Regions from separate parts of the Homo sapiens genome. Here region 2 is linked to region 1. Evidence: read pairs that join two places in POLR2A ChIA-PET (ENCODE). Cell type or tissue: OCI-LY7. All regions are shown on one strand. Each heading gives the region's core, and the rest is flanking DNA. Links, peaks and the distances in the headings are about the cores only. Region 1 overlaps THADA (THADA armadillo repeat containing). Region 2 overlaps LOC107985876.

Region 1 (15,363 bases), core at 9,029-14,028:
ATAATCCCAGCACGTTGGGAGGCCAAGGCGGGTGGATCACCTGAGGTCAGGGGTTCAAGACCAGCCTGACCAATATGGTGAAACCCTGTCTCTACTAAAATTACAAAAATTAGCCAGGCGTGGTGGTATGTGCCTGTAGTCCCAGCTACTAGGGAGGCTGAGGCAGGAGAATCGCTGGAACCCACAAGGCAGAGGTTGCAGTGAGCCGAGATCACACCACTGCACTCCAGCCTGGGCGACAGAGCAAGACTCCGTCTCAAAAAAAAAAAAAAAAAAGAAGAAGAAAGAAAGAAGCTCCAGTAGTGAAATAAGCTGAAGAAAACTGAAGTGACTTCAAGGAAAGGAAAAAGAGAAGTTTCAAGATCCAGGCTGGTCAGTGAGGAATGTGGAATGTGTCCTCAGAGCTGGTGAACTCTGCCCAGGCAGAGGAGAGGAGGCTGATGGAAGGCAGACCTCAGGTTGCCCAGCACTTGCCAGTCTGTGGAAGCCTCCGTCACTGGCTCATGACACAGGGGTAGGGAGGAAAGAAGAGGGCTGGGTGCTGCCATGTCCAGGAGGAGTGCTCTGGGGTGAGTGGCCATGCAGATAGGAATGAAGTGCAAGGCACTTACCACCTGGTCAGAGTTGGAGGCGATCGAACCCTCTGGGAGGCTCTGCAGAGTGAAATCATCAAGGAGCAGGCATAGGGAGGGACTCATCTGCTGTGGAGGGACTGGCTTTGCACTTTTCACAGGAAAGGCCTGACACAGTTCAGGCCCCAAAGGAATCGTCACCAAATGCAAGAATGCCAAATGCAGGCCAAAATGGCTGGACAGGGCCCACTGCTTGCTCTGCTGTCCCTTCACACACCAGGGCCCCAAGGACTGGCCTTTATTACCTGCTCCAGAACAGCCATGAAGCCCACATGAACAGCCCATGGGTGCCGTACCCTTTCCTGCTGAGCTCCAGAGATTGCCACAGGAAACAGGAGTGAGGTGCACACAAAACTGGGTATAATGGAAGCACCCGGAAGGGCTGGAGGCTGTGACAGCTCCAGGTTGTAAGCCCCCTGGAGAACCACGTCTTTTTCACAGATGGTATTTTCTGAGAGCAATATTTGTTTGAATCCATTCCTTATTTGCTACTGTGGTTTGAAGTGAACAAATGCAAGTATTTTTCTAGGGTTTGAGCTGAGTGTACTGTTAACTGGCTATAATTTATCAGTCCCTTTTTGGTGAAGTATGTCCCTATTGAATAAGAAGTGCACACTTTTTAACTCTTATGAATTGCTTATTTTCATTCATATTGGCTGTGTCCATTTTTAAAATCAGGGGAAAAATTTTATTTACCCAGTGTTTTGAGGTGGGCCCACATTTTTAAAATCATAGTTATTTTAACTTTAAAAATAAAGATTTTTTGGAATGTATTGTTGATTAAAAATAATAATAAAGATTTTGAAATTATCTTTTCTTTTAAATGAAAACAAAGGATTTGCTAGGGTATTTCTGGTTTCATAATAGGTCACCAGGAAACATGTTTACATCAGGCAGTCATAGGTTTTAGGCATGTAACACTTCTGTGGAGTTTGTATTCTTTGGGAACTGGACCTGCAGGTATTCTGGGGAACCCAGGCCATTTGTTCCATTTGAAAATAGCTAAAGCATGAAGAAAAGGCAAATTCTTAGAATTTTAAAGGGTTTTCTCTCAAGTAGTTTTAAAATTTCAAATGATGGTGTTGTATCCCTTCCCTTCAGACCTGGAATCACATTTTCCCCTCAAGACAGAAAGGGCTCTGCGGCAGGTTGTGCCTGGGAAGGGGCTGCTTCTCATTTGTGGCCACCTCTCTGCCCAGGAGCTGGTGAGGAAGGGTGAACTAGGGGATGCCTTTCAGAACAAAGGAGGTGAGGAGATGAGCCCCTCCACATCTGCCCCAAATAGAGACCGGCGTACTAGACTGAGCACTCACAGAGACGTTCACGAAGGGACTGTTTGCGGTTGTGTGAGATTGGAGGCAGGCCTACAGCAGGGCTTCTCATCGTTGGCACTGTGGACATTAATTGGGGTGGTAGGGCTATCGTGAACACTGTAGAATGTTGAGTAGCATCTCTAGCCCCTACCTACTAAATGCCAGTAGCACCACCAACTCTGACTCTGACAACCAAAAATGTCTCCAGACACGGGCAGATGTACCCTAGGAGCAGTGTGCCCTCTGGCTGAGAACCATGGGTGAAGGGAAGCAGTCATGATGTTGAGGCACCTACAGACAAGAACAGTAGGAAGCCCTTCCCACCCCTCTGGCTGAAAGGGAGACCCCAGGAATAGTGGAAGTCAGGGAGGAGGAGCTGCCCAGCAGGTGCCCTAGCCATGAGGGATGCAGCCACTGCTAGAATCTTCGCAACTTTCTGGGGAGGGTGCAAGAAAGAAATACCGCCAACTCCTCTCACTTCTACCCTCCAGTATACCAGTGCTCCCTTCACATTAGGAGAAGTCAGCTAGAAGCCCGGTGGCAAGGACACCTGGGTAAGGCAGTCTATTGAAATCAGCATCTTGGGGCACTGGGCAGGGTGGAGGAGGGGCACAGAATGGAAAACGGAAAATAATCATTCTGTTCATCCATCCATCCATCCATGTATTCAGTACTTATGAGCAGCTTAGCAAAGTGGTCAAGAATGTAGGTGCTGGGCCGGGCACAGTGGCTCACACCTGTAGTCCCGGCACTTTGGGAGGCCAAGGTAGGTGGATCACTTGAGCTCATGAGTTCAAGATCAGCCTGGGCAATATGGTGAAACCCTGTCTCTACCAAAAATACAAAAATTAACCAAGCATGATGGTGTGCCTATAGTCTTAGCTACTTGGGAGGCTAAGATGGGAAGATGGCTTGACCTGGGAGATGGAGGTTGTAGTGAGCTGAGACCACACCACTGCACTCCAGCCTGGGTGGCAGAGCCAGACCTTGTCTGCACAGAAAAAAAAAAGAAAAAAGAATATAGGTGCTGGAGTGCTGGAGTCAGATAAGCCTGGATTTGTATCTGGCCCTACCACTTGCAACCTGTATCCTGTATGATCTTGAACAAGTTGTTTATCTAAATGTCAGTCACCTTGAGTATAAAATGGCAACAATAATTCTATCTACCTAGACCTTATTCTTGCAATCTTGGATTTTTCCCCAATGGGAAAATGCAAGTCACAAGTAAATTGCATAGTATAAGACCACAGTCAAGTGCTAAGCGGGTGGTATCTGGGCAGTACCCAGTGTTGGTTTTATAGACAGTCCTGGGAAAGGAAAGACACAGGGTTCAGCCATGAAGTGCCCCCCTCAGCATCTGTGAACACCTTGAGCACTGTGCAGATACAGTGGAGAAAAAGTCCCCAGTGGGCTGAGAAACACCACAGGATCTGCGTTGCGTCCTGAGGGACAGGCCGGCAGGCTAAGTGAAAAGGAGGAAGAAGGGACCCCAGAGCAGGGAATGGTGAGTGAATCAAAGCCAAGAGAGTTGGAGGGAGGGGGAAGGCCCAGATAGCAGTGTGGGGAGACCACTGAGATGAGGTTTGGTTGAGGGACTCAGTGTTCTCTCCTGTAAAAGTAAGGGGAGGGCCTGGGGCCAGCTGCCTTCTTCAGTACCATTTCACAGGGGTCACCAACTCACATGTCCACAGAGACCACTCAAGTGAGCACGCACGTGAAAGGCGCGCGATGGGAGGCAGTAGGGCGGTCCCAGGCTGGAAGCATCCGCCTTCTGTAGGCGTGGCCACCGCTCTGCTCCAGCAGCTGCTGCCGTCTTCTAATGCAGGCCTAGAGACACCACAGTCTGATTTTCCTAATTTTCAAAAGATGCTAGAAATTTGGATCTTTATGAGAATTGCCCTGATTTTTTTTTAAATCCATGTGAGCTGTACTAAATAGTCCCTTTGCACCCCTGTCCAGACACTGCTGGTAAGTCCAGACAGGGGTGCAAAGGGACTGTTTAGTACAGTTTAGCTGACACAACTCAGCTTAGAACCCAAGTTGTGTGTGTTTGGATTCTGCCTCCGCATATACTTTCTTTTAAATAGTAGGCTCTAAGACTTAAAACAAAAAGGATGCCAGGCAAAGTGGCTCACACCAGTAATCCTAGCACCTTGGGAGGCCTAGGTGTGTGGATCACTTGAGCCCAGGAGTTTAAGACCAACCTGGGCCACGTGGCAAAACCCGTCTCTACAAAAAATACAAAAATTAGGGGGGACATGGTAGTTTGTGCCTGTAGTCTCAGCCACCAGGGAGGCTGAGGTGGGAGGACCACTTGAGCCTGGGAGGTCGCTGCAGTGAGCTGTGATTGTGCCACTTTGCCCTAGCCTGGGCGACAGAGTGAGACCCTGTCTCAAAAAAATAAACATAAAAAAAAGGAAGAGGGGTCCACCTGGGCCCGGTGAAGTCTGAATTCCCCCCAGACTTAATATCATGGCCAGGTAGGGATTTGGGGGAAGGGATGGCTGTGGACAAGGGCACAGACAGGGACGAGGGCAGAGAGAGGGTGGGCCATAGTCCTGGTGCTGCACCCGGCCCTGGCACTTGGCCCAGTGCATGCTGGGACTAGGGCTGCCCTTGAGAGCTCTGGCCAGCACATTTGGTTCTTCTTTGATGAAATTTTTTAAATTTTCAGATAAAGGACAGAGACTGTTAACCACAAACACCTATGTTCCCCGACCCAGACTTCCTACTGGGTTCTTTGCAGCTGGGGAGATGATCCCCTTCCATTCCTTAGGACACTGACCTTCCTCTGGGCCATTTGTCTCCAGTAGGGGTCAGCTGGGAGCTTTTAATTGGTGGTAAAGGTTGAAATGATGGCATTTGATAGCATGGCCATGAATGTACTCACAGAGTGCCCCACCTGGAATCCCAGCTCTGAGCCTGGGCTCTGATGGCCCTGGTGGGTGGAGAGCCCTGGCTAGTCTCGGAGTAGAGGGTAAGGGGAGGTAGGGGACTGAGAGGCTTCTGGCAGCCCCAGGAAATGTTGACTGGCAGAGTCAGCTGAACCGAGCTTGTTTTTCATGACTAATTTAAAGTTCAGGCTCTTCCCCTGCTAAGGGGAAGTGAAGACGACCATGGAGAAGACTAGAAATAATGAGGTTATCTGGAAACGGCCTCATGAAACCTGAATGTATTTTTGCTCAGAAAAAAAGAAAGTGCAGTAACACTCACTCCGTCAGACGCTGCCTTTGCTGCCCAGGCCACCCCAGCCTGCCTGGCCTCGCCTCCAGTCCTCCCTTTAGTGGGCAGCTTGTCTCCCTGCGGCCCAAGCTTGGGCTCCTCACTGCCTCTCGGTTGTGTGTGTCCTCTCACCCACCCTGCTTAGCCTGTCTGTGAAGCCACCTCCTCCTTCCACATTTGTTTTTCCTTTCTGTCTTTTGATTACCCCTACTCATGATATAATTTGTCTGTGTCACACACCGTCTTCGACTGTTTCGTCACACTTCGTGTGGGTCAGCTTGCCTCTGGCAACTCTTCTCTCTCTTAGAGTGGTTTTCTGGGTGGTTTTCCTCATGTTTCACACAGCGTCCTCCACACACAGGTGATCAATAAATACTTGTGGGTAGATAAAATATCAGATTGATGGGTGAATGGGTGAGTGGGTGGATGGGTGGTGAGTTGGTTGGATGGCAGGGCCACCCAACACCTTGGCCAGTCCCCTAAAGCTGAGGGATTTTTCAGATGCCTGAAGGAGGATTCTCCAGAGCTAGGGGCAGGGAGAATTCAACCCATTGCCATTTGCACAGCATTTACTATGCTGATTGCCCTCTCTTGAGAAGGACTAGAAGGCAGACTTGACCAATGGCCTTAGTCTAGAAGTCATCTCCCCCATAATACTTTAAAATCAGACCATGGGCTTTTTAATCCGTGGTCTGAAATAGTTTTCAAGGTTGGCACCTGGAAGACATCCACTTTGACATCTTTCTTTCATTCAGTAGTTGAAAGCAACCTCAAAGTCTGTGACTTACCTGTCTACCTGCCTAGAAATTAATAATCACTTCCCCTAGTGGGGGGAATCAGAGGCTGAGATTTGTAGTGGAGGCAACACACTGTGTGAGGCCTGGGTCTTCACCTCCAGCCCTGTTGGGGGGCGGGGGATGGGGGTGGAGGCGCTCATCGTGGAGGCAGAGAAGAAGCACCAGGGAGTATCAGCACATAACAGGGTTTCTGATAGCTAGGCATCTGCCTTGGATGGGGAGCCCTGATGTGGCTGGGGCAGTAGCAAGATGAAGGCTATACTGCAGCAGCCCTGAAGGCTCTGGTTTGCTTCCCTCCTCTGCAGTCCCAGTGAGTTATCCCTTCACAAGGATGGAAGGCACCAGATTAACCAATTCTAAATGCTGATCCATCACATTTCCAACATGATTCCAAATGACCACATGTTAATCCCACTTGTGTAGGCCTACCACAGACATGAATGTGTACCAGCTAACCCCACCCATTTGAAGCACTCCAGGAAGATTCTAGGGCATATTTCTTCTTGCCCTAGCAGTGTAGCCGGTGGGAGGAAGAGCCTCGGAGATCATTTATTCCCCACATTGACGTCTTCCTCCCACCAACCCCCAGCTCCCACAGCTCTTGGCATGTGAACCACTCCACTGAGCACCTGATGTCCCTGCTGTTGCCTGGGTGTTTGTCTTACCTTCCCACCTAGACCTCCTGCTTCTTCATTCCCTTTTGTGGCTGATTACTATTCCATTGTATGAATTTATAACAGCATTTTATTTATCCATTTATTAGCTGATGGACATTTGGGTTATTTCCACATCTTGGCTCTTATGAACAAGGCTGCTATGAACATTTATGTACAAGTTTTTGTGTGGATGTGTCTTTTTTCTCTCTCTTAGATACACTCCTAGGAGTGCAGTTTTTGGGTCATAGGTTTAATCTTTTGAGGAGAACTGCAAGACTGTTTTCCAAAGTGGCTACACCATTTTACACTCCCACTAAAAATGTATGAGGGTTCCAATTTCTCCACATCTTTGCCAAAACTTAACTTTTTTTTATTATAGTCATCCCAGTGGGTGTGAAGTGGAATGTGACTGGGGTTTTGATTTGCATTTTCCTGATGATTAATGATGCTAAGCATCTTTTCATGTGTTTATTAAGAGTATTAAGAGTTCTTTATGTAGTTTAGATACAGTCCCTTGTCAGAGACAGGATTTGTTCATATTTTCTCCCTTTCTGTGAATTATCCTTTCACTTTCTTTTTGATGTTACTTTGAAGCACAAAAGTTTTCCATTTTGACAAAGCCCAGTCTTCCTTCTCTCCCTTCTTTCCTTCCTCCCTCCCTTCCTTCTTTCCTTCCTTTTTTTTTTTTTTTTTTTTTTTTTTTTTTTTTTGAGATGGAATCTTGCTCTGTCATCCAGGCTGGAGTGCAGTGGCACGATCTTGGCTCACTGCAACCTCCACCTCCTGGGTTCAAGCAACTCTCCTGCCTCAGCCTCCCAAGTAGCTGGGACTACAGGTGTCCACCACCACGCCTGGCTAATTTTTGTATTTTTAGTAGAGACAGGGTTTCACCCTATTGGGTCAGGCTGGTCTCGAACTCCTGACCTCAGGTGATCCACCCACCTCAGCCTCCCAAAGTGCTGGGATTACAGGCATGAGCCACAGCACCCAGTCTGACAAAGCCCAGTTTCTCTAGTGTTGCTTGTGTTTTTGATGTCATATCTAAGAAGTAGTTGCCTAATTCAAGGTCATACAGATTTACTTCTATGTTTTCTTCTGTGAGTTTTCTAAGGCCAAGCGTGGTGGCTCAAGGCCGGGCGTGGTGGCTCACGCCTGTAATCCCAGCACTTTGGGAGGCCGAGGCGGGTGGATCACGAGGTCAGGAGTTCAAGACCAGCCTGGCCAAGATGGTGAAACCCCGTCTCTACTAAAAATATAAAAAGTTTAGCCAGGCACAGCGGCAGGCACCTGTAATCCCAGCTACTCAGGGAGGCTGAGGCAGGAGAATTGCTTGAACCTGGGCAGCAGAGGTTGCAGTGAGCTGAGATTGCGCCACTGCACTCCAGCCTGGGTGACAGACAGACTCCATCTCAGAAAAAAAAAAAAAAAAAATCAAATGAGTTTTCTAGTTTTTGCTCTTACATTTAGGTGTTCGGTACATTTTAATTTTTGTATATTGTGTGAGGTAGGGGTCCAACGTCATTCTTTCGCAGGTGTGTATCCAGTTGTCCCAGGATTACTGGTTGAAAAGACCGTTTTTTCCCCATTATTTTGGTACCCTTGTCAAAAATCATTTGACCATAAATGTGAGGGTGTGTTTCTGGACTCTCAGTCTGTTGATTTGTGTAATCTGCCCTTGCTGTTCTGTTGATCTATATGTCTATCCTTATGCCAGTACCACGCTGTCTTTATTCCCTGGTTTTTTTTTTTTTTTTTTTGAGACAGAGTCTTGCTCCATCACCCAGGCTGGTGTGCAGTGGCGCGATCTCGGCTCACTGCAAGCTCCGCCTCCCGGGTTCACGCCATTCTCCTGCCTCAGCCTCCCGAGTAGCTGGGACTACAGGCGCCCACCACCATGCCTGGCTAATTTTTTTTTTTTTTTTTGTATTTTTAGTAGAGACGGGGTTTCACTATGTTAGCCAGGATGGTCTCGATATCCTGACCTCATGATCCACCCGCCTCGGCCTTCCAAAGTGCTGGGATTACAGGCGTGAGCCACCGTGCCCGGCCCACGCTGTCTTTATTCCTATAGCTTTGTAGTAAGTTTTGAAATCAGGAAGTGTGAGTCCTCCAATTTTGTTTTCTTTTTCAAGATTGTTTTGGATACACAGCAGATTCTTTATTTTTTGTAGCAACACGGTCTTGTCTCAAGTGATCCTTCCACCTTAGCCTCCCAAAATTAGGGGATTACAGGTGTGAGCCACTGAGCCCAGCCTCTCAGCAGATTCTTAAAACACACTTGTTGCTTGGCTGCTTGCTTTCTTGTTTCCTTGATGGACTGGCCAGCCTGTAAGAGCCTAGCTGGCCTGCATGCTTAAGTGACAAATTCCTCTCCCTACTCCAGCCTCCCTTCATAAGGCATTTGGCCAGTAGAGATCTAGGCAGTTCTGGCTGAGCTGTCTTAGTCCAGGGCAAGGTAGTAAGAGACCGAATTTGGCAGGTTGCAGCTGGTCCCTCAAGCAGGAGATCTAAATCCAACTCATCCTTCCCCCCGCATCCCCAAAACATCTCAGCATTCCTTCCTCTTCTGTCCTTGCCTTGCAGGCTTGGAGTCTGGGTAGTTAAGAGTTCTATCTAGACCCACTTCTGGCCACATCACACCAGCTCTTCCCTTTTGCCTGTCATCCCGCCACTCTCCTGCCCCTTCCTAACCATGATTCATGGCAAAATGGTGCAAGATGGGCCAGGCGTGGTGGCTCACGCCTGTAATCCCAGCACTTTGGGAGGCCGAGGCAGGTGGATCACAAGGTCAGGAGATCGAGACCATCATGGCTAACACGGTGAAACCCCGTCTCTATTAAAAATTCAAAAAAAATTTAGCCGGGCGTGGTGGCGGGTGCCTGTAATCCCAGCTACTCGGGAGGCTGAGGCAGGAGAATGGCATGAACCCGGGAGACGGAGCTTGCAGTGAGCCGAGATCCCGCCACTGCACTCCAGCCTGGGCGACAGAGCGAGACTCTGTCTCAAAAAAAAAAAATGGTGCAGGATAGAGGCTACCTGTCCTGTCAGGTGGGGCTAGTGCAGCAGCCTAGCCTTCCTTGGTGGCATCTCTGGTCACCCCCATAGGTTCTTTATGGACTCAACAGGAATGTCACTTGAGCTGCAGATACTGATTTTGCTGATGGATGATGAAATTTTTTTCTTCCCTGTTGGGCTTTCAGTCCTTGCCTTAAGGAGACCATAAAAAAAGTGGTGGGAGGCCAGGTACAGTGGCTCATGGGTGTAATCCCAGCACTTTGGGAAGCCGAGGGGGCAGATCACTTGAGGTCAGGAGTTCGAGATCAGCCTGACTAACATGGAGAAACCCCGTCTCTACTAAAAATACAAAATTAGCCGGGTGTGGTGGCGCATGCCTGTAATCCCAGCTACTTGGGAGGCTGAGGCAGGAGAATCTCTTAAACCTGGGAAGCGGAGGTCGCGGTGAGCCGAGATGGTGCCACTGCACTCCAGCCTGGGCAACAAGAGCGAAACTCTGTCTCAAGACAAAACAACAACAACAAAAAAGTGATAAGCTGGGCACAGTGGTTCATGCCTGTAATCCCAGCGCATTGGAAGGCTGAGGCGGGTGAATCACTTGAGGTCAGGAGTTCAAGACTAGCCTGGCCAACATGGTGAAACCCCATCTCTACTAAAAATACAAAAATTAGCCAGCCATGGTGGCAGGAGCCTGTAATCCCAGTTACTCAGGAGGCCGAGGCAGGAGAATCGCTTGAACCCGGGAGGTGGAGGTTGCAGTGAGCTGAGATCACGCCACTGCACACAAGCCTGGGCAATACAGCAAGACTCAGTCTGAGAAAAAAAAAAAGAGTGATAAACCCACTGGGTGCAGCGGCTCATACCTGTAATCCCAGCACTTTGGAAGGCTGAGGTGGGTAGATCACTTGAGGTCAGGAGTTTGAGACCAGCCGGGCCAACATGGTGAAACCCAGTCTCTACAAAAAATACAAAAATTAGCTGGGCAAAAACAAAATTATCTGGGTGTGGTGGCACATGCCTATAGTCCCAGCTACTTGGGGGCTAAGGCAGGAGAATTGCTTGAACCCAGGAGGCGGAGGTTGCAGTGAGCCAAGATCACGCCACTGTACTCCAGCCTGGGCAACAGACTCTGTCTCAATCAATCAATAAAAGTTGAAGGGAAAAAAGAAAGAAAAAGGCCACTTAATTATCCCTTCTCTATACAGATTCTCAGCCAATTGAGAACTGCAGAAAGGAGTTAGGTAGAGGTAAAAATGGAGATTGTATTGTAGGTAGAGGCCCAGTCAACACATGGCTCAGACCCACAGCCAAAATGCACCTTCACCCCCTCCCCTTTTCTGTTTCCTGGTTTAAATCTGGGTTCTAGGCTGCAGAGCAAGCAGCATGGGGAACGGGGACACTAAAGGGCAAGTGTCCTGGGGGACTTATCTGGAGCTCTCAAGATGGTGAGATCAGTACTTTCACCTGCTTACATGCAACTAGGTGCTGCTGTGTGACCTCTGAATAGTCCTGGCCCTACTGCAGGGTCACTACCCCTGCTGACCCCACCATCAAAACCTCTGGATTGTTGATGCTGGGTCTCCAAATCTGCGCTTTGCATGCACCATGAAACTTGTTGCCAACTGTAATTTCTTGATGTGTGCAAGTGGGTTACATAATACCCAACCCATAGGATGCTAGAAGGACTGGGGAGACAGCATTTGATCAGGGCCTGGCACTCACTAGGCCCTCAGTGGGGCCATCCCAGTAAGCCTGGTTCAACACCCACGGGAACTAAGCCTGCTGTTGCAGATTCTCGGTCGTCTGCCTGTGTGCCGAGTAAGTCTTTCGGGGGCCAGATGGTCAGGGTAAGTCTGTGTGCTCAAGTTAGAGATGTGGATTTGGGAGTGATCAGGGCTCAATAGAAATGCATCATTGAAAGACAGGCCTTTCAATGTCAGTTGGTGCAAGATGGGCCTACAGAGGTCCATTGTGCAGTGGGCTTTCAGTCCCGTGTTTCAGACACCCTCCAGGTTTGGGATGGGAGGGGCAGAGTTGTTAGGGGAAGTGACAACACCCCTGAGCCTCCCTCCAAACCCATATTTAGGATTGTCTAAGGCCAAATGTTGAAATAAGCAATGGTTTCCCCAAGGCCCCCTGCTTCCTCTTTCTGCACCCTTCTATTCTTTCAGTGCCCTTCCTCCAAGCACCCAGGAAAACAAGGGTCCAAAAACAAAAAACTCCGAGACAGAGGGCAGCAAAATAGGAGCCAAATGCAGCCTACCACCTGCTTTTTACAGCCCATGAGCTATCAATGGTTTTTACATTTTTAATTGGTTGGGAAAAAATAATATTTTGTGACACATTAAATTCAAATTTCAGTGTCCATAAATAAAGTTTTATTGGAACACAGCCACAACCATTTGTTTACAGATTGTCCATGGCTGCTTTCAGCCGAGGTGAGGAGGTATAGGCTTGCAAAGTCTAAAATATTGACTCTCTGGCCCTTTAAGGAAAAGCTTGCCGATGCCCTGCTCTAGGATGTGTCTTGTGCCCAAGAGATCTGCTTTCCAAGGAAAGGGCAAACCAGTCAAATCCAGGCAGATGTGCAGAGGAGACACTGGACAGGGAAGCCTTCCTGATCCTTCTGGTGACACTGGAGGAGCAGAGGGGAGATAACTCTCTAATCCTGCAGATGGAACTGCTTCTGTCCACACTGAGTTAGGGGGCATGGAAACAGTGGGTTCAGGCCTATGACTCATTCTAACAGTATAAATAGCAGGATTCAGAAGGTGATTAATCGTCTCCAGTGAGCCCACCCTACCAGCTTCCCTGCCAGGCTGGTGGCAGCGATTTTACCTGAGGCCTTTATTGTTCCCAGGGTCCTGCAGGCTGCCCTGGGGTCGGCCCTGAGCAGTATATTCATTGCTCACCTTTCTCCTGTCTTTGCAGAGTTTGCCTTCTGCCAGGTGGATGCCTCCATCGCTCTGGCCCTGGCCCTGGCCGTCCTGTGTGATCTGCTCCAGCAGTGGGACCAGTTGGCCCCTGGACTGCCCATCCTGCTGGGATGGCTGTTGGGAGAGAGTGATGACCTCGTGGCCTGTGTGGAGAGCATGCATCAGGTGATCCCGGGGTGTCAGGGGAGTAGGAGGCAGGGTTGGAGTGTCCTAAACCCGCTAGATGCAGCACCTACAGCCTCAGCTGGGCTTTTGCATGCTTAGACACAGAGCAGGAACCACTAGGAAAGTCACCCACTGGGTGCTGCCGAGGACACGGGGACACTCTTAGGCTGACTTCTGGGGTGCTGATGGTCAGCCTCCAGCTTAGCCAGGGGAGAGAACTCGGAAAGAAGCCCCTGGCCGGGCACAGCGGCTCATGCTTGTAATCCCAGCACTTTGGGAGGCCAAGGCAGGCGGATCATGAGGTCAGGAGATCGAGACCATCCTGGCTAACACGGTGAAACCCCGTCTCTACTAAAAATACAAAAAATTAGCCGGGCATGGTGGTGGGTGCCTGTAGTCCCAGCTACTCGGGAGGCTGAGGCAGGAGAATGGCGTGAACCTGGGAGGCGGAGGTTGCAGTGAGCCGAGATTGCACCACTGCACTCCAGCCTGGGCAACAGAGCAAGACTCCATCTCAAAAAAAAAAGAAAAGAAAAGAAAAGAAAAAAAGAAGCCCCTGGATGCGGAGAGTTTTATTATGGAGACTGCTTGTTAGTCAGTATTGGAGTTAGCCTGGGGCTTCCCAAAGTTAGGTCTGAGGGTGAAGCATTTTCAGAGAATTAGGATCTTTGCTGGGAACTTCCTGCTTGAAGAAAACTATTATTAGCCCCCTCCAGGGTGGGTGCAGTCACAGATAGGGAAACTGAGGACAAAGACAAGCAGCAAAAGCATCCTGAGAACTGAAATTGATCGCCACCAGCATCTGACTCAGCTGGCCTTCTTGGCATCCCCAGCAGGCCAAGGGTTCAAAACGCATTGTCCCTCTTTATGAGAAATTTGGAGACATGGTAAGTGTCTGACAAAAGGACCTTGAGAATCACAGTGTTATAGAAACAGGACACAGCCTAGTGTCCTGTGTTTGGAGATTCCTTCCTCTCTGGCCTGCTGCAGAGATGACCTTTCCTCCCTCCTCTCCAATTTCCAGCTGCACCTTAAACTCTAGAGCCCACTCCCTTGTTGAAGTCCCCTTTTCAGCATCCATCCCCCAAAGTATCTTGACTTTGAACCACAAACACATCTTTATCCAAGGTCATGTTAAGTCTGGGGAAAAAATTCCTCTCTGGTGGAGAAATACAGTGAGTGAAAATAGAAGGTGACCTTCAAGGCTGCAAGTGGTGTGTGTACATGGATGTTGACAGGCAAGAGTGCACCCTCTGTCAGGTGGGGGAAGGGAAACCCCTCTTGCATCTGGCAGGGTACTGCTTGGTCTGGACTGGGGCTTGTCACCATTCCCTGTAAGACTGACTTTCGGCTTTTTCATCTGATTTAGGTGGAAGAAGACTACCTGTTTGAAAAAGCAGAAGTCAACTTTTGGGCCGAGACCCTGATCTTTGTGAAATACCTCTGCAAGCACCTCTTCTGTCTCCTCTCAAAGTCCGGCTGGCGTCCCCCAAGCCCTGAGATGCTCTGTCACCTTCAAAGGATGGTGTCAGAGCAGTGCCACCTCCTGTCTCAGTTCTTCAGAGAGCTTCCACCAGCTGCTGAGTTTGTGAAGACAGTGGAGTTCACAAGACTACGCATTCAAGAGGAAAGGACTTTGGCTTGCTTGAGGCTGCTGGCCTTTTTGGAAGGAAAGGAAGGGGAAGACACCCTAGTTCTCAGTGTTTGGGACTCTTATGCAGAATCGAGGCAGTTAACTCTTCCAAGAACAGAAGCGGCATGTTGAAGAAAATCTGGGGGATTGGGATGGGGGTATGTGTGGATTTTTCCTCCACTAAATCTGCAGGAAACATGTTGAACATAAATTCAAAAATTTTATCCCATTCATGCCTCCCCTACTTCTGTGAGTCCAGTCGTCTGTCACTCCTTACAGAGAAACTTTTCTTCAGTTCACTCATTCAGGGCAGCCTATTTTATTGCTGCTACTGTAGGAAGTGAGGCGACTCCGTTGCAGATTTACTCTGTCCCCAGGTGCAGGCCACCTGCAGGCCTGAATGAGCCTTTTTCATCCCCCAGGGCCTCTAATGCCCTGCCATAGCCGCCCTGCATTCTCTGTGAAATGACTACAGAGAGTTGGATTTTAGCACATACACATGATCCCTCCCCTCTCCCCTTTTCTGGCTTTATGTAGGGGCTGGATTAGTTGGCAAACAGCCCATTTGGTCAGATTTGTGAATTTTGTTCCATTTTAGCAAAGCAGAAATATGTTCCAAATGTTGGATCCTGGGAGAATTCAGGATCAACTTTGCACAAATAATTTATTTTTATTGTCTGCATGTGTTAAGTCCTGCAGTGACCTACACATTCCATCCTAATTATTCAAAGAGCCATTGAGCATTTCCCCTACCCCCCAAAAAGTATGCTAATGCTAGGAAACCTGATTTTGCCACCCAGTGAAAGTATATCCGTCCTCTTAGCTGTGAGGAGGAACCTGGGGAAAGGAGAGTCAGAGAAAATGACTTATTCTGTGCCTACATTGTTTACCTATCGCTTGGTGGCAGTAACAAGTGTCTCACTTAAAATGCCATTAAACACATTTATCAGCTGGGCGCGGTGTTTCACACCTGTAATCCCAGCATGTTGGGAGG
Region 2 (15,363 bases), core at 5,783-10,782, 140 kb after region 1:
GGGTGGATGGGAATAAGTAAGCAGGAGTCCTGGGGCTTCCAAAGTCTTCCTTTGCCTGTAAGCATTGTCCTACATGTGCTTTTTTTTTTTTTGAGATGGAGTCTCACCCTGTCGCCCAGGCTGGAGTGCAATGGTGCGATCTCAGCTCACTGCAACCTCCGCCTCTCAGGTTAAAGCAATTCTCCTACCTCAGCCTCCTGAGTAGCTAGGATTACAGGCGCGCACCACCACACTCAGCTAATTTTTTGTGTTTTTAGTAGAGACGGGGTTTCGCCATGTTGGCCAGGCTGGTCTGGAACTCCTGACCTTGTGATCAGCCTGCCTCAGCCTCCCAAAGTGCTGGGATTACAGGCATGAGTCACCGCACCCAACCTCTACATGTGCTTTTTAAGACCCTCCAGAACCTGGCCTGACCTATCCCAGTTGCCTTGTTTCCGCCTGCCTTCACCTTGCACGTGGTGCTCCAGCAATAGTAGACACTGGTCTATTGTTGTTCCCCTACCCCCTCCCATCCCCATCAACACAGGCAGTGGGGATTGTGTTTTCCAAAGATGACTGCACCACAATATATCTCCCAACCCAAAGGCTCTTGCAGTGTGACTGACACTCCTCCCACTGAGAGGAAGGGGGTCTCTGTTTCCTCTCATCAAATTGGGATAGGGGCTTGAGACCGGTCTGACCAACAGACTATGGCAAAAGGGATGATTTTTGATGCTAAGTCATATAAAAGCTAGAACTTCCACCTAGCTCGCTCTCTCTTCTTTGGGATGTGTGCTGTAGGAATTTAAACACTGTGCTATGGAAATGCCCAAACTAGCCCACATGGAGAGACCCATGTGGAGGAGATCTGAGGCCTCCAACCTGCAACCAGGCTCAACCACTAGATTTGTGAGTGAATGAGCCTTTAGATGATTCCAAACTCCAGCCTTCAGTGTTTCCAGTGGAGGCCCCAGTCAACAGAGAGCAGAGACAAGCTCCTCCTGCTGTGCCCTGTCCGGATTCCTGACCCTGACTGGATACCAAACATAATTAAGGGGTGTTTTATGCCAATATTATGATAATTTGTTACACAGCCATAATGACTGGAACGCACACAAGATTTCTTGCATCCTCCCCATGTTAATTCATATTCCCCTTGCTCCAAGCCCAGCTCTAAGCTTAACTCTTCTCTTTCAGGTTCAGCTTGGTTGTGACCTCTGCTAGAAGCCCTCCCTGGCCTCCCTGTGCACTGAGCTGGTGGTTCCTCCTTTGCGCCCCAGGTACATGCTCAGATCTGTGTACCCTACACTTTGTCCTCCAGCTTCGTGTTTGGATGTTCACAACTCCCATGAGAAGGGCCCCCGAGAGCTGGCACAGTGCATGTGTTTCCTCTCCAGACTTCTACAAACCTGGCACATAATTGTTTGCTGAAAGATGGCATGTTCCTAAAACAGAGGAAGTAGAACCGAATAAAGCGAAATCCAACTTCCCACTCCCTGCTCTCACTTCCTCTGGGACAGGCCTTGAGCAAGAGAGACAAAAAGAACAAGAGATGATCTTTCCCTTTAATGGGATTTCAGTCTGATCAGGGAGATAGTAACAGAAAGACTAGACTAGACTAGTGTATGATTAAATGACATTTGCCATCCCCAGAAGAGGGAGAGACCTGCATGGAACAGGGTGGTCAAGGCAGGCTTCCTGGAGGAGGCAAAGACTTAGATTTAACAGTACCAGAGCTCCAGGATAGATCCTCCTCTGACTGAACTCCCTATTTCTTTCTCCCACCCCAACCTTCCCGGGTCCCCAGCTGAAGGGATACGTGTGTGTGTGTGTGTACATGTGCCTGCACACATGTACACATGTGGTTAGAAAGGGGGTATTAGTATCTCTCTCCTAGGATGGAGTCTCAAGGACAGGCCCATCATCTCCTCAGTTTGCCCCTCTCTCTCCCACTTCACCTAGGGAATGGAATAAGAATGGGATAAGTATAACACAATGAGACGAATGCAGAACCAACTAGATGTACACCCAACAATGTGGATGAACCTTAAAACAGTGCTGCCTGAAGAAGGCAAGAAACAGAATGAAATCTGCAGCACATCATTCATATAAACTAAAAATACATGCACAGAGAAAGGCCACTTTTTTTTTTTTGGAGACAAAGTTTCGCTCTTGTCACTCAGGCTGGAGTGCAATGGCACGATCTCGGCTCACTGCAACGTCCACCTCTAGGGTTCAAGCGACTGTCCTGCCTCAGCTTCTAGAGTAGCTGGGATTATAGGAGCCCACCACCATGGCCGGCTAATTTTTGTCTTTTTAGTAGAGACGGGGTTTCACCATGTTGCCCAGGCTGGTCTCAAACTCCTGACCTCAGGTGATCCACGTGCCTCGGCCTCCGAAAGTGCTGGGATTACAGGCGTGAGCCACCGCACCCAGTCAGCAACGTATGTTTTGTAGAGACACAGACAAAGATGTGATGTCAAACACACTAATGTGGTTGCCTCATTTATGGATGGGGGACTGGGCTGGTGAATGAGGATTAAAGGAATAAATAAATAAAACAAGAGAGGGCCTCTGTACAGAACGGTGATGACAGCGTGCCGTCGAGGAGAATGATGAACTCAAACTTTTGCACCTGAGAGCCAAACAAAAGCTCAAAACCAAAATCTCTCTTAGAAATGATGCCACTGACTTTAGGATGGCACTCATATCTGTGTGAGTGGGAGAGAGAAGGGTTTGGGGCAGGGATTTGACTGTAGCTGTAATGTTTTATTCCTTTAAAAAAGATAAGATAATCTGAAACAAAATGTTAATATCTGTTGAATCTGGGGAGAGGCTATGAGGGTTTCTGTTAAACCATTTTGTGTACATTTTAAATACAGTCATGCATGAGTTAATGATGGGGAATAAGTTCTTAGAGATACGTTGTTAAGCAGTTTTGTTATTGTGTGAACATTATCGAGTGTACTTACACAAACTTAGGATGGAATAGCTGACTATATAACTTAGACTATATGGTCTAGCCTATTGCTTGAAGGCTGCAAACCCATACTCCATGTTACTGTACTGAATAATGAAGACAAGTGTAATACGATGGCAAGTATTTGTGTATCTAAACATAGAAAAGGTACAGTAGAAATGTGGTATCGTAGTCTTATGAGAGTACTGTTGTATATGCAATGCTTTGTTGACTGAAACATCATTATGTGGTTCATGACTGTATATCATAATTTTAAAAAATATTTTAAGAGGTTGCCAATCAAGACACTACAAACTAATTTTGTGGCTTTTGTCAAAATTCATTTCTTTCTTTCTTTTTTTTTTTTTTGTTTTGAGACAGGGATCACTCAAGCAATCCTTCTGCCTTAGCCTCCCAAGTTGGTGGGACTACAGTCTTGTATGCCACCACGCTTGGCTAATTTTTTTTTTTTTTAAATTATTGAATAGAGATGGGGTCTTGCTATGTTGCCCAGGCTGATCTCAAACTTCTGGACTCAAGTGATCCTCCCTTCTTGTTCTCCCTAAGTGGGATTACAGATGTGAGCCACTGTGCCTGGCCCTGGCTAAATTTTAAATTATTTTTGTAGTGACAGGGTTTTGCTATGTTGCCCAGACTGTCTTGAACTCCTGGCCTCATGTAATCCTCCTGCCTTGGCCTCCCAAAGTAGAATTCATTTCTGTTGCTAGGTTGGCCTCTGAACAGTTTTACAGAGCTGAATGCTCTAGTCTTCTGTGACACAGTCTTTTTCTTTTTTTTTTTTTTTTTTTTGAGACGGAGTCTCACTCTGTCACCCAGGCTGGAGTGCATTCGGCTCAATCTCGGCTTACTGCAACCTCTGCCTCCTGGGTTCAAGGAATTCTCTTGCCTCAGCCTCCCGAGTAGCTGGGATTACAGGCATGCACCACCATGCCCGGCTAATTTTTGTAGTTTTAGTAGAGACGGAGTTTCATCATGTGGCCAAGTGGTCTTGAACTCCTGACCTCAAGTGATCCACCCACCTCAGCCTCCCAAAGTGCTGGGATTACAGGCATGAGCCACCATACCCGATGACACAGTCTTAATAAGGAGAAGAATATGAAGAATTTGACTTTTTATTGATGCTAAAAGCATTAATAAATAAGATCTTTGGAAAAATGTGGAAAATGGAAAATGTCACTGCCTGCTGTCTGTAGGGTGAAATGAAATGGCTAAAGAGCTATAGGAGCATTTTGTTCTCACTTGTTGGGTCAGATCAACTTCCCAGGACTTTTTGGGAAGATCACAAATCCTAGACAATCGTACTGCACTGCTCTAGGAATTCTTGGAGGGCTGGAAGTCTCACAATTAGGGCTTTTTCTCTGGGCACCAACCTGACACGCATGGCAAGGGGGCTGAGCAGTTGTCTATGGTATAGATGCTATATTCTATGACTCCTGTTGGCCCTAGCCATAGCTGATTGGTATAGAGGGTCAAAGCTGGGCCAATCAGATTATCTGTCTCAAGATTCTGGAATTCTGAACTGGGGCAGAGACAGGGAGCTGTGGGAATGTGGTTGCTTTAATGGGAATGTTCTGGTGAGGAGATGCATTGACTCCAGATGCTTACATCCTTTCCTGAGGCTCAATTGTTCAACCTTTTCTTGAAATTTAGGGCCAAACAAAAGGTCAAAACCAAAATCACTCTTAGAAATGATGCCACCGACTTTAGGATGGCACTCATATCTGTGTGAGTGGGAGAGAGAAGGGCTTGGGGCAGGGATTTGACTGTAGTTGTAATGTTTTATTCATTATTGTGAATTTTGTCATATTATTGTGATTTGTCAGGGTTGATTTCTATTACTTGTCCTATGGAGTAGGTTACTATATTTTTGTCTTCTCACCTTCCCCTGGTGCTGCTGTTAATACATATGGTATCTTTATTGAGTTAGAAAAAGATGCCTGACTCTGGGTGGACAAGCAAGAAAAAGCTGTTCTTTCCTTCAGGCGGACACAGCCTCTAACGAGGGTGGAAGGTTTGGCCAGTGGAGCACGGGCTGGGTTTCAGGCCATACTCTGCTCACTTCCTTGGCCCAGCCCTTTTGTGCATTGCACAGATGACATCCCCATTTATGGCGGCCTTACACCTGTCCACCATGTGCTTTTGGGATGATCTGTCTTCTGCAGCTAGGCATTGTTCAGAATATGAAGGGCTATTCCAGACAAGATTCACGGGACATGGACTATCATGCAAGTCCTATTCTGGACTTTAAGGCTCATGACAAAGATGTTAAAAGTCAAACCTGCTCAAAGTCAAGACTTAAAGGAAATGTAGAAAAACTCTCTGGCCTGATAAAGTCCACAGAAGCCTCATCTTCTGATGAATGATCTTCAGGCTTGAAAGGATGCCTTCCTCCAAACAGGCTGGCAGACATTCTTGAAATGTCAAAGGATAGGCCAGGGGTGGTGGCTCACGCCTGTAATCCTAGCACTTTGGGAGGCCAATGTGGGCAGATTGCCTGAGCTCAGGAGTTCAAGACCAGCCTGGGTAATGTGGTGAAACCCCATCTCTACTAAAATACAAAGAATTAGCTGGACATGGTGGTGCGCGCCTGCAGTCCCAGCTACTCGGGAGGCTGAGGCAGGAGAATCACTTGAGCCCAGGAGGCGGAGGTTGCTGTGAGCCAAGATTGCACCACTGCACTCCAGCCTGGGTGACAGAGCAAGACTCCATTTCAAAAAAAAAAGAAAAAAAAGAAAGAAAGAAAGAAATGCCAAAGGGTACTCTTCCATCCCCCTGTGAAAAAAACTAAAAAACTAGTGGTGAGAAGTTAAGAGCAAGATCACAGGAACAGATGACAAGGAGGTGTCTGAAGGCCACAATGAGAGTGACATGGAAACCAGTCAAGGCACTGATGGCCATGGGAAGAAAATGATCTCAAGGAAGAGATAATTCCTTGAGAGGAGGCTGCTCCAGCTCTGATTTGTTCATTCATTTTACAGTCAGGAAGCCACTCCACCCCAGAAGAAGGTAATATGAGTCCTACTACCTTTCTGAAAGGAAGGTGAGTACAGAAAAGCAAGACAGTAACTTTCCCAAGCCAGGGAACCCCTGTCTCCCCAACTTCTGCATCATGTAGACCATTTGTGTCTACAACTTACAGGAGGCAGTGTAGACTAGCAGTTGAGAATGTGAGTCTAGAATCAGAATGCCTGGGTTCAAACCTCAACTCTGTCACTTTCCAGCTATTTGGCCTTGGACATATTACTTAAACATTTGTGTGTTTTAAAACGTGTACACAATCCTTTGACTCTCTTTCCATCAAGAAGTGGAGCCTATGTCCCCTCCCTTTGAACCTGGGTGGAAATGTGGGAGTGCCTAGACAAATAGAATGTGGCAAAAGTGACACTGTGTGATTTCCAAGGCTAGGTTAGAAAAGACCCTGCAGCTTCTGATGATTCCTTTAGGGACACTCATGTCGGGAGGCTTCAGCTGCTGTGAAAGAAACTCAGCTACCCTGAGGCTGCCTTGTAGAGGGACTGCATTTAAAGTGAGAGATTCCTGAGGAGTTCCAGCCATCCAGCCCCAAGCAGTGTGAACCTCCTAGTCTAGACCCCAGCATTTGAGCTGACCTCAGCCCCAGCCACCAATTGACTGCAAACTCATGAGACACCCTGAGTGAGAACTGCCTAGCTTAGTCTCTGTCAACCCTCAAATTTCAGGAACAAAATAAATGATTGTTGTTGTCTTAAGACCACTGTTTGGGGATGGTTTCTTATCATGCAATAGATAGCTGATGCAGACTTTTCTATAACCTAGAAACGGAATGCTGCCATCACAGAACCTAAGTCATGTGGCTTTAGGACTGGGAGATGGGTAGAGATTGTAAGGACTTTGAGGATATTGTTGATGGAAGTCTGATAGTTCTCAAGGAAGTTGCTGGTGAGGGCTTAAAGGAAAGTGAGAAATTTTTATTAGAAGCAGGAGGAAAGGGGACAAACCCTTATTACGTGGTGGAAGAAAGTTAGTAACATTGTCACTTGAAGCTATGTGAGCAATAGAAAATGTGCCTAATGAAGGCTGGGCACGGTGGCTCACACCTCTAACCCCAGCACTTTGGGAGGCCGAGGTGGGCAGATCACATGAGGTCAGGAGTTCGAGACCAGCCTGGCCAACACGGAGAAATCCTGTCCCTACTAAAAATACAAAAATTAGCTGGGCTTGGTGGCTCATGCTTGTAATCCCAGCTACTCGGGAGGCCGAAGCTGCAGAATCGCTTGAGCCCAGAGGGCAGAGGTTGCAGTGAGCTGAGACTGTGCCACTGCCCTCCAGCCTGGGTGACAGAGTAAGACTCTGTCTCAAAAAAAAAAAGAAAAAAAAGAAAAATGAAAAAGAAAATATGCCTAATGAACTAATGGTTTGGGCTAAAACAATTTTTAAGCAGACTGTTGAAAATGCTAGTTGGATTAGAAAATGCTAGTTGGATTATTTTAGCTGTATATGATAAAGACAGAGAAAGATGAGTTAAAAGGAAGCTTTAACTTTCAAGCAAAATTTATAAAACATATACAAGAGCCAGGGGCTTGCTGGATTTGAAAATAAATCTGCTTTTCATTCTCAGCCTCCCAGATGGCAAAAGATTCTCAAAGTATGAAAGGGCTTCAGGACAAAGATAAAACCCAGAGTGGGACTATAAGAACCTTTGTTAAAATCTCAGAAATATCTAAGGCTTCATAAAATATTTTGAATAGACAAAGGCCCTCTAAGTATTTCAAGAGTGTGCCTCAGTGCTCGCTTCAGCAGCACGTATACTAAAATTGGAACAATACAGAAAAGATTAGCATGGCCCCTGTGCAAGGATGACATGCAAATTCATGAAGCACTTCATATTAAAATAAAAACAAATTAAAAATAAAATGAAAAAGAGTGTGCCTCACAGATCCTCTTCATTAAACAACAGGGCTTCTAAGTATCTTAAGTAAATCGTTTTACACCAGCCTCACATTGAGAATGTAGAGAATGTTTTCTTGATGAAATGTTTGGTTATAGCTTTTGACTAACAGAGTGAGCCCCAATAGGATTCATGGGAAACCCACACAGTTTTTAATAGAATTATTTTGTCAGAAGCACCACCAGCTTGGGCAAAAAGGGTCAGAATAGTGTGAAATGAAAAAAGGCTTTTGGACCCCCAAAATTCTATGGGAAGGAAACAAGCTGAAAACTACTCAGTTGGAAACACCAGGTGTATTGGTCTGTTTTCACACTGCTGATAAAGACATACCTGAGACTGGGCAATTTACAAAAGAAAGAAGTTTAATTGGACTTACAGTTCCACATGGCTGGGGAAGCCTCACAATCATGGCAGAAGGCAACGAGGAGCAAGTCACATTTTACGTGGATGGTGGCAGGCAAAGAGAAGATGAGCTTGTGCTTCTTTTTTTAAAACCATCAGATCTCGTGAGTCTTATTCACTATCACAAGAACAGCACGGGAAAGACTTGCCCCCATGATTCAATTACCTCCCACCAGGTCCCTCCCACAACACGTGGAAATTCAAGATGAGATTTGGGTGGGACATAGCCAAACCATATCACCAGCCATTTTTTATAGAGAAAGAAGGATGATTCAGAAGGTGGAACCAAGAATCTAGAGAACAGAGCCAAAAGCCACAAAGAATCATTCCCAGGCAGTAGAACTGAGCCCTAATCAAGAAATTGGCAACACAATATGAGCCTGAATGGATTTCAGAATTGCTATGGACCAGTCATGGCTCTGTGCCTCCTCTCCCCTCTCTTGAATAAGAGTGTTTATAGTGGCTACACTATGCCTATCTCATCATTGGATGTTCAGTGTGTAAGCAGCAGATAACTTTTTTTTTTTTTTTTTTTTTGACACAGTGTTTCACTCTTGTTGCCCAGGCTGGAGTGCAATGGTGTGATCTTGGCTTGCTGCAACCTCCGCCTCCTGGGTTCAAGCGATTCTTCTGTCTCAGCCTGCTGAGTAGCTGGGATTATAGGTGCCTGCCACCATGCCCAATTAATTTTTGTATTTTTAGTAGAGAGAGAGTTTCACCATGTTGGCTAGGCTGGTCTTGAACTCCTGACCTCAGGTGATCCAACTGCCTTGGCCTCCCAAAGTGCTGGGATTACAGGTGTGAGCCACTGCATGCGGTCCAGTAGCAGATAACTTGTCTCTTTAGTTCACAAGTCTCTGAATAAAGAGGAATAGTACTTAAGGAAATGTGCCTGAGGAATTACATCTGAGGAACTTCCTCCATACCTGAATGGTTGATATAATGGGATCCTAGACCTCTCTAGCCTAAATCTGATGCCATAATAGATGAGATTTTGGGGGATCTTTGCAAAGGAATGAGTATATTTTGTATGTGAAAGGAATGTAAATAATTTATGTCCAGAGGATAGACTATGGTGGTTTTAAATATGGCTCAGATTGTTGACCCATTTCCTATCAAGAAATGGAACTGTTTCTCCCTCCTGCTGTACCTGGGCAGGCCTTTTTAACTGCCTTAACAAATAGAATGAGGTAGAAGTGACACTGCATGGCTTCCAAGTTCTGGATCAGGAAAAGTGACGCAGCTTCTGTCTCTCTGGATATATGCCTTTGGATTGCTGAGTGGCCATGTAAAAAACTCCAGCTATAGCCGGGCGCGGTGGCTCATGCCTGTAATTTCAGCACTTTGGGAGGACAAGGTGGGCGGGTCACCTGAGGTCAGGAGTTTGACACCAGCCTGGCCAACACGGAGAAACCCCATCTCTACTAAAAATACAAAAAAAAATTAGCCAGCCATGGTGGTGGGCGCCTGTAATCCCAGCTACTCGGGAGGTTGAGGCAGAAGAATTGCTTGAATCTGGGAGGCAGAGGTTGCAGTGAGCCAAGATCGTGTCATTGCGTTCCAGCCTGGGCAACAAGAGCAAAACTCCGTCTCAAAAAAAAAAAGTCCAGCTATTTTGGGGCTGCCATGTTGGAGAGCTCATGTGGAGAAACCACACAGATAGAGAGATGCCTGAAAGACCCTGGCTTTCGCAGCCTCCGCTTGTTTGTGTCCTCCCAGCCCAGGCACCAGACCTGTGAGTGAAGAAGCCTTGAAACTGATCCTATCCTCAGTCACAGTCTGACTACAGCTTCATGAGACCCCAAGCCAGAACTTCCCAGCTGATCCAAAGAAACCATGAATGATAATAAATGATTATTGTTGTTTTAAACCACTAAGTTTGGAGGTGGTTTGTTATTCAGCAATACATAACCTCTTTTCTAAGTGATCTAGAAAACAGGACAAACAATAATACCTACTTCAAAGGAGGGAAAACAAGTAAGGAGTAAATGAGTTAGACTTTGTAAAGCACTGAGCTCAGGGTCTGGTATGCAGTAAACTCTCAATGAATGCTATTTACCCTTTACAGAGCTTCTCAGTGGCTGGTATCTTGAATGATAGTGAGTCAAACAAAAGTGGTGTTTACTTTAAGTGTACTCTATTTAAGAAGGAACTATGTGCCTGACAGTGAATGTTTGTTGAATAAATGAAAAAAGACAATGATTTTCTTTTTGGGGGGGTGGTCGCTACTCTCCAAAGATGGCCCTGGATGATATTCATTCCCTTCTAGAGTTCCTTCCCGTGCTGAATCTGGTCCAGGCTTGTAATTCACCTTAAGCAGCAAAATATGTCCAAAGTGGTGCCAAGCCATTGCCAGTCCTAAACTTTAATAAGGCTTGGTGACTTCCACTTTATTACTTCTGGGAGCCCTTAGCTGTGATGTAAGAAGTCTGGATACCCTCTTGGAGAAATGCGCATGAAGAGGAGATGTGGAAGGGCCACATGGAGAAGGAGGAGCCCATACAGGACAGCAGGAGAGAAGGAATCCCATCAATGCACCAGTCCCAGCCTAGCCCAGCCCTCCAGGTTCTTTCCAGGGTACCTGACATGTGAGGCCACCATCTTGACTCAGCCAGCCCAGTCTAGCTCCCAGATGACTTCAGTTCCAGCTGCCATCTGGCTGCAGCAGCATAAAAGTCCCTTGGTGAGATCAGTGGAAGAACTGCTCAGCCAACTTATAAAGTTATAAGAGATAATAAATGTTTGTTGTCCATTTTAAGCCACTGCATTTTAGAGTGGTTTGATACATACAGGTAGATAACCAAAAAGTAAGTGCCTAGGACAGCGCCTGCCATACAGCAGGCATTCAATAAATATTGGCTGACTAAATGAATGAACCTCTTCATTCTCTTCCTGTGAAACCTTTTCTGCCTGGGTCTGGGCCTCCTGAGACGCCCTCCTTACCTGCTGCTCACCCCTCCTCACCTGCTGCTCACCCCTCCTCTTCTGCCTTGCCCATGTCCCCCAAGGAATAGGGGACTAAAGTAAAATGGGTGCTCCTGTTGGGTTCCCAAGAGCACAAAACCCTGAAACAGGTCTCCCTTGTGAGGAAATTCCAGGCTGTAGATCTCTAGGTATAATGGAGGCAGGTCTCTGTAAGTTTGTTAAGAGAAAATAGAAGAGAGAATCTGTTCTGGTTCTCTCTTGGGTTTGAATTCCAGTCTCTCCAAGTCCTGACTGTGTGGCAATGAACTGCTGATTCAACCAACTTCCTTATCTGGAAAATGGGTTCAATGTCAAGGCCTTAGTGTAAACAAGTAACCATGACATCCTTGGTACAGCACCTGGAGTGTGGGAGGTGCCATGGGGTCATTAGTGTGTCTGCATCGTGGATGAATCTCATAGACAGGATGAACTAGGTAAGCTGGTCATGAAAGCACATGCTGTTGGTGATTCCATTTCAATGAGGTTCAAAAAGAGGCAAAATTAATTGATGGTGAGAGAAGTTCCAAATCACGGTCACCTCTGAGGGGGACGAATGTTGACTGGGAAGGGGATCCAGGGAATCTTCTGGGGTATTTGCAGTGTTCTACATTTCATCCAGGTGTGTTTGTATGTAAAAGTTCATCAAGCCACGCCATTAAGACGAGTGTGTTTTACTGAGTGTGTTATATCTCCCTAAAGAAGTTGAAAAAATGTTCGCATGTCTCCCCTTCATGCAGGAGTGATCTTCAGGAATTCTCCAATTCTAGGGCCTCTTGCTCCTCATGGGCTCTCTGTCCTGCCCCCTCACCCCAAGTCTGCCCTAGAGCAGCTTTGGCAATGATATCTTCCTGCATTGCATGAATTGGCTGGCACTGCCCAGCCTGGCCTGGGGCTGAGTTCCAGGATGGGAGTCATGTTGAGGGATGCATTAACCTGCTCCTGAGAGGGCAGAGTGGCTGGGCTTGGGTGTCCTCAATGTCTCTGGGGGCTGGTGAGTGGGAAGGGGGCCTCACCCCTATACACGGGGATGTCTGGCTGTGTTGGGGGCCGGGGGTGTTTGGAATAAGCGAGCAACAGCGGCACATCCTTGGCATGACGGGCCCGCTTCCTGGAAGGAGAGCAGGGAGGGGTGCTGCTGAGGGTGTCCAGGTTGGGCTGAAATGAAGAGCCTGTCCTGCTCACAACCCTGCTATTTGGAACCTGGAGCCATGACGTTCCTCAGAGTTTCCATTCTCTGTGCTGCAGCTGTTGGTTACGTGTTTCATTCAAAATGCTTTGCAGGAAGCAGCAGGCTTCACATTCCAGGGTTTGTAGTCATTTTTTCTCTCAGAGCTCTCGGGCTGGGATTAGAATGTTCTTCAAGCCACACTGTCCTCGGCTGGACTCCCCAAGAGGAAGTGGGTGGGTCTCTGGGGGAAGAGAACATAGGCCTAAATGCAGGGACGGAATGAAAAAAGATTGGCCAGGCGTGGTGGGTCACGCCTGTAATCCCAGCACTTTGGGAGACTGAGGCGGGCAGATCACCTGAGGTCAGGAGTTCGAGATCAGACTGGCCGACAAGGTGAAACCCCGTCTCTACTAAAAATACAAAAATTAGCTGGATGTGTTGGTGGGTGCCTGTAATCTCAGCTGCTTGAGAGGCTGAGGCAGGAGAATCACTTGAACCTGGGAGGAGGAGGTTGCAGTGAGCCGAGATTGCACCACTGTATTCCCGACAGAGCAAGATTCCGATTCAAAAAAAAAAAAAAGAAAAAAGATTAAGGCCAGCACAAGTAACTCCTAGAGAGGCCAGCTGAGTTGAGGCCCAGGTATAGTGAAGGGTAGAAAGCTGGTGGGTGGTGGCTCTTGCCCTCCCCAGCGTTAGGCCAAGGAGAACGCAGAGCCTGTGGTGTGTGCACGTGTGTGGTGGGGTGGGGGCAGGGGGCGTGAAACAGACTCAGTGCTGGCCTTTTATCCTGATGGACCCACACTCATGCTTCCTCTCACTGTGGTCACTGCCCTCGGGCTGAGGGAGAGGGTGACATGGGTGTCACTTGCTGAGGCGGCAGCAGGAGACGTATCCTCAGGTTTGGGGCAGGCAGGGGAGCACATTAGCACGTGGACCACATAGATACGTGGATGCAGACAAACAATGACGAATGTTTGCTAGAGTGTCTGCTATGCTCCTGGCACCCGGGTGGGTGTTGGGAATAATACCGCAGGTACAAGACAGACTCTATGGTTGCCATCACAGGAAGGCCTGGCAGAGATGGCCTGGAAGGTGTCCACTGGGATAAGGGAGGGAGAACAGATTCAGGCAGTGGGGGCTGGTAGGCGCCAGGCTCCAGTGGACAGAGATGGGAGCAGGCGAGTGTAGACCGCCGTCGTAGATCCCGGGAAGGAGTGGTACCCAGAGAGTATGAAGGAAGGGCAGAGCCCAGGAAGGAACTTGCAGGGGGTGTGGAGTGGCTGAAGATCTGGAAGGGGAAGGTGACGGACAGATTAAGTCCTGGGGTCCTGAGACAGGGCTCCCTCTCCAAGTCATGAAAAGCCCAGAGGTAGGCTCAAGAGGAGGAGGAGGAGGAGGAGGGGAAGGGGCAGGGGCCACAGGCAGCCACCCCTAATCCAGTGTCACCCTTTCCTTTGCGCTCCTGGGGCAGAGGGAAGGAAACCCTCCCTAAGGGTTAGACCCTCATTAGGCTCTAATGAGAGCCTAAGTCTGGCACTTTAGAGGTGACAAAGCACTTTTGCTTCCCGTGTAGGCAGAATTCTAAATATGGCCCCCAATATTTCCATCCGAACCCCTGAACATGATAAGACATCAAGCCCATGATCATGTGAAATTATATGGCAAAGGGATTTCAAAGACATCATTAAGGATAGAAATCAGTTGACTCTGAGTCCAAGAAAAGAAAGATGAGTTGGTAGGGGCCTAATCGAATCACACGAGCCCTTTAGAAGCAGAGGGTTTTCTCTGGCTGGGGGCAGGAGAGGAAGTCACAGATGTGAAGTGTGAGGGAGGGTTCGATACATCTTTGATGACTTGAAGAAGGAGGGGACCATGTGGAAAGGACTCGAGAGAGAGCAGCTTCGAGGAGCTGATAGAGATCCCTGGCTGACCGCCACCTCAGTCCTGCAACTGCAGGAGTGGAATTCCGCCACAACCCGAATGAGCTTGCAAGGAGATGCTTTCCCAGAGCTTCTGGAAAAGAGCTTCTGATAGGAGCCAGCCAGCTCACACTTTGATTTTCAGCTTGTGAGACCCTAAGCAGAGACTATAGCTGAGCCCACCTGGACTTCTGACCTGAAGTGTGAAATAAGAAATGGGTAGTGTTTAAGCTGCTTTGTAATAATTTGTGATGCAGCAATAGAAAACGAATATACTCCACTTTCTCATTTAACCCTGAGAAGGTCTTTGGGAAGCATCTGACGACTCCCTCTGCAGATGGGACAGGCTAAGTGAGGCCCTCGGTTTGCAGGTGCCCAGCTGCGGCTCAGGGCTGAGCCTAGCTGATTTTTTGGTATCACAAACGCTTTTCCCACCTGAACGGCCACAAAGGAACCACAGGCACTCAGCCTTGGCCAGGAGCACCAGAGGTGGGGGACCTGCATCTCACACTCCCCTTTCTAAGATGCACCTCAGCAGATGCAATCCTGCTGGAGCCTGCAGGGTACAAAGCCATCCCAGCCCCGCCACCTCCCTGGAGAAGAGCAGAGCTCTTGGCAGAAACCAGAGAAGGGCAGTGACCTCAGCCTCCCCCTTCCTCTCAGATGACAAGTCTGGGCTCTGTTAAGGCAAGAGACAGGAACTGAGATCCAAGGAGCCATGAGGTTCGGCTTCCCCTCCCCAACATCCAGTAAAAAGCATTCTCTGACTTGTCGGGATGGGGATTTTTTGAATTTTATACTCGTTTTCTGAATCATTTGTTGGGCACAGTTGGGCATCTCCTAGGAGTCCAGAAATGTTTGCAGGGAGGGAGGTTTTGTTCCTGCTTTATTGATTAAAAAGCCCTAATGAAGGTTTTCTCATTCCTGCAGAGGCCTTTTCTAAAAACCTCCTTAATTCTTCCCAGATGGCGTCCAGTTCTCCCTCCCCAGCAGGGTGGGGCTTCAGAAAGTAGGAGGGCTTTGT

The links. ChIA-PET counts read pairs that join two places held together with the same protein. Peaks named below come from ENCODE experiments on the same cell type or tissue, not always from the same donor. Only the 100,000 strongest peaks of a DNase experiment are listed, where the experiment ranks them.
Region 2: POLR2A ChIA-PET joins it to region 1 with 9 read pairs; 20 of 35 experiments call an interaction of 5 or more read pairs at or near these places.

The regions. Positions count from the first base shown.
Region 1 is chr2:43,230,086-43,245,448 of GRCh38, reverse strand. THADA (THADA armadillo repeat containing) reads left to right here. Exons shown (of 38, transcript NM_022065.5): 37 at 12,567-12,736; 38 at 14,106-14,598. The coding sequence ends at 14,501. Among named protein-coding and RNA genes, the nearest start is that of LINC01126, 11 kb to the right of the region's middle. In OCI-LY7, for the core only: no CTCF peak of the experiment used is centred there; a DNase peak (open chromatin) is centred at 11,748; H3K4me3 peaks cover 603 bases; H3K27ac peaks cover 2,506 bases.
Region 2 is chr2:43,083,854-43,099,216 of GRCh38, reverse strand. It overlaps LOC107985876, which reads left to right. Exons shown (of 3, transcript XM_047446566.1): 2 at 1,177-1,259. LINC02580 (long intergenic non-protein coding RNA 2580) reads left to right here. Exons shown (of 2, transcript NR_151714.1): 2 at 1,177-1,471. It overlaps LOC124907756 (a long non-coding RNA gene), which reads right to left. Exons shown (of 2, transcript XR_007086299.1): 2 at 15,117-15,363. It also overlaps the pseudogene RNU6-242P. Among named protein-coding and RNA genes, the nearest start is that of LINC02580, 11 kb to the left of the region's middle. RefSeq lists enhancers at 11,648-12,186, 12,187-12,726, 14,276-15,042, 15,043-15,363. In OCI-LY7, for the core only: no CTCF peak of the experiment used is centred there; no DNase peak of the experiment used is centred there.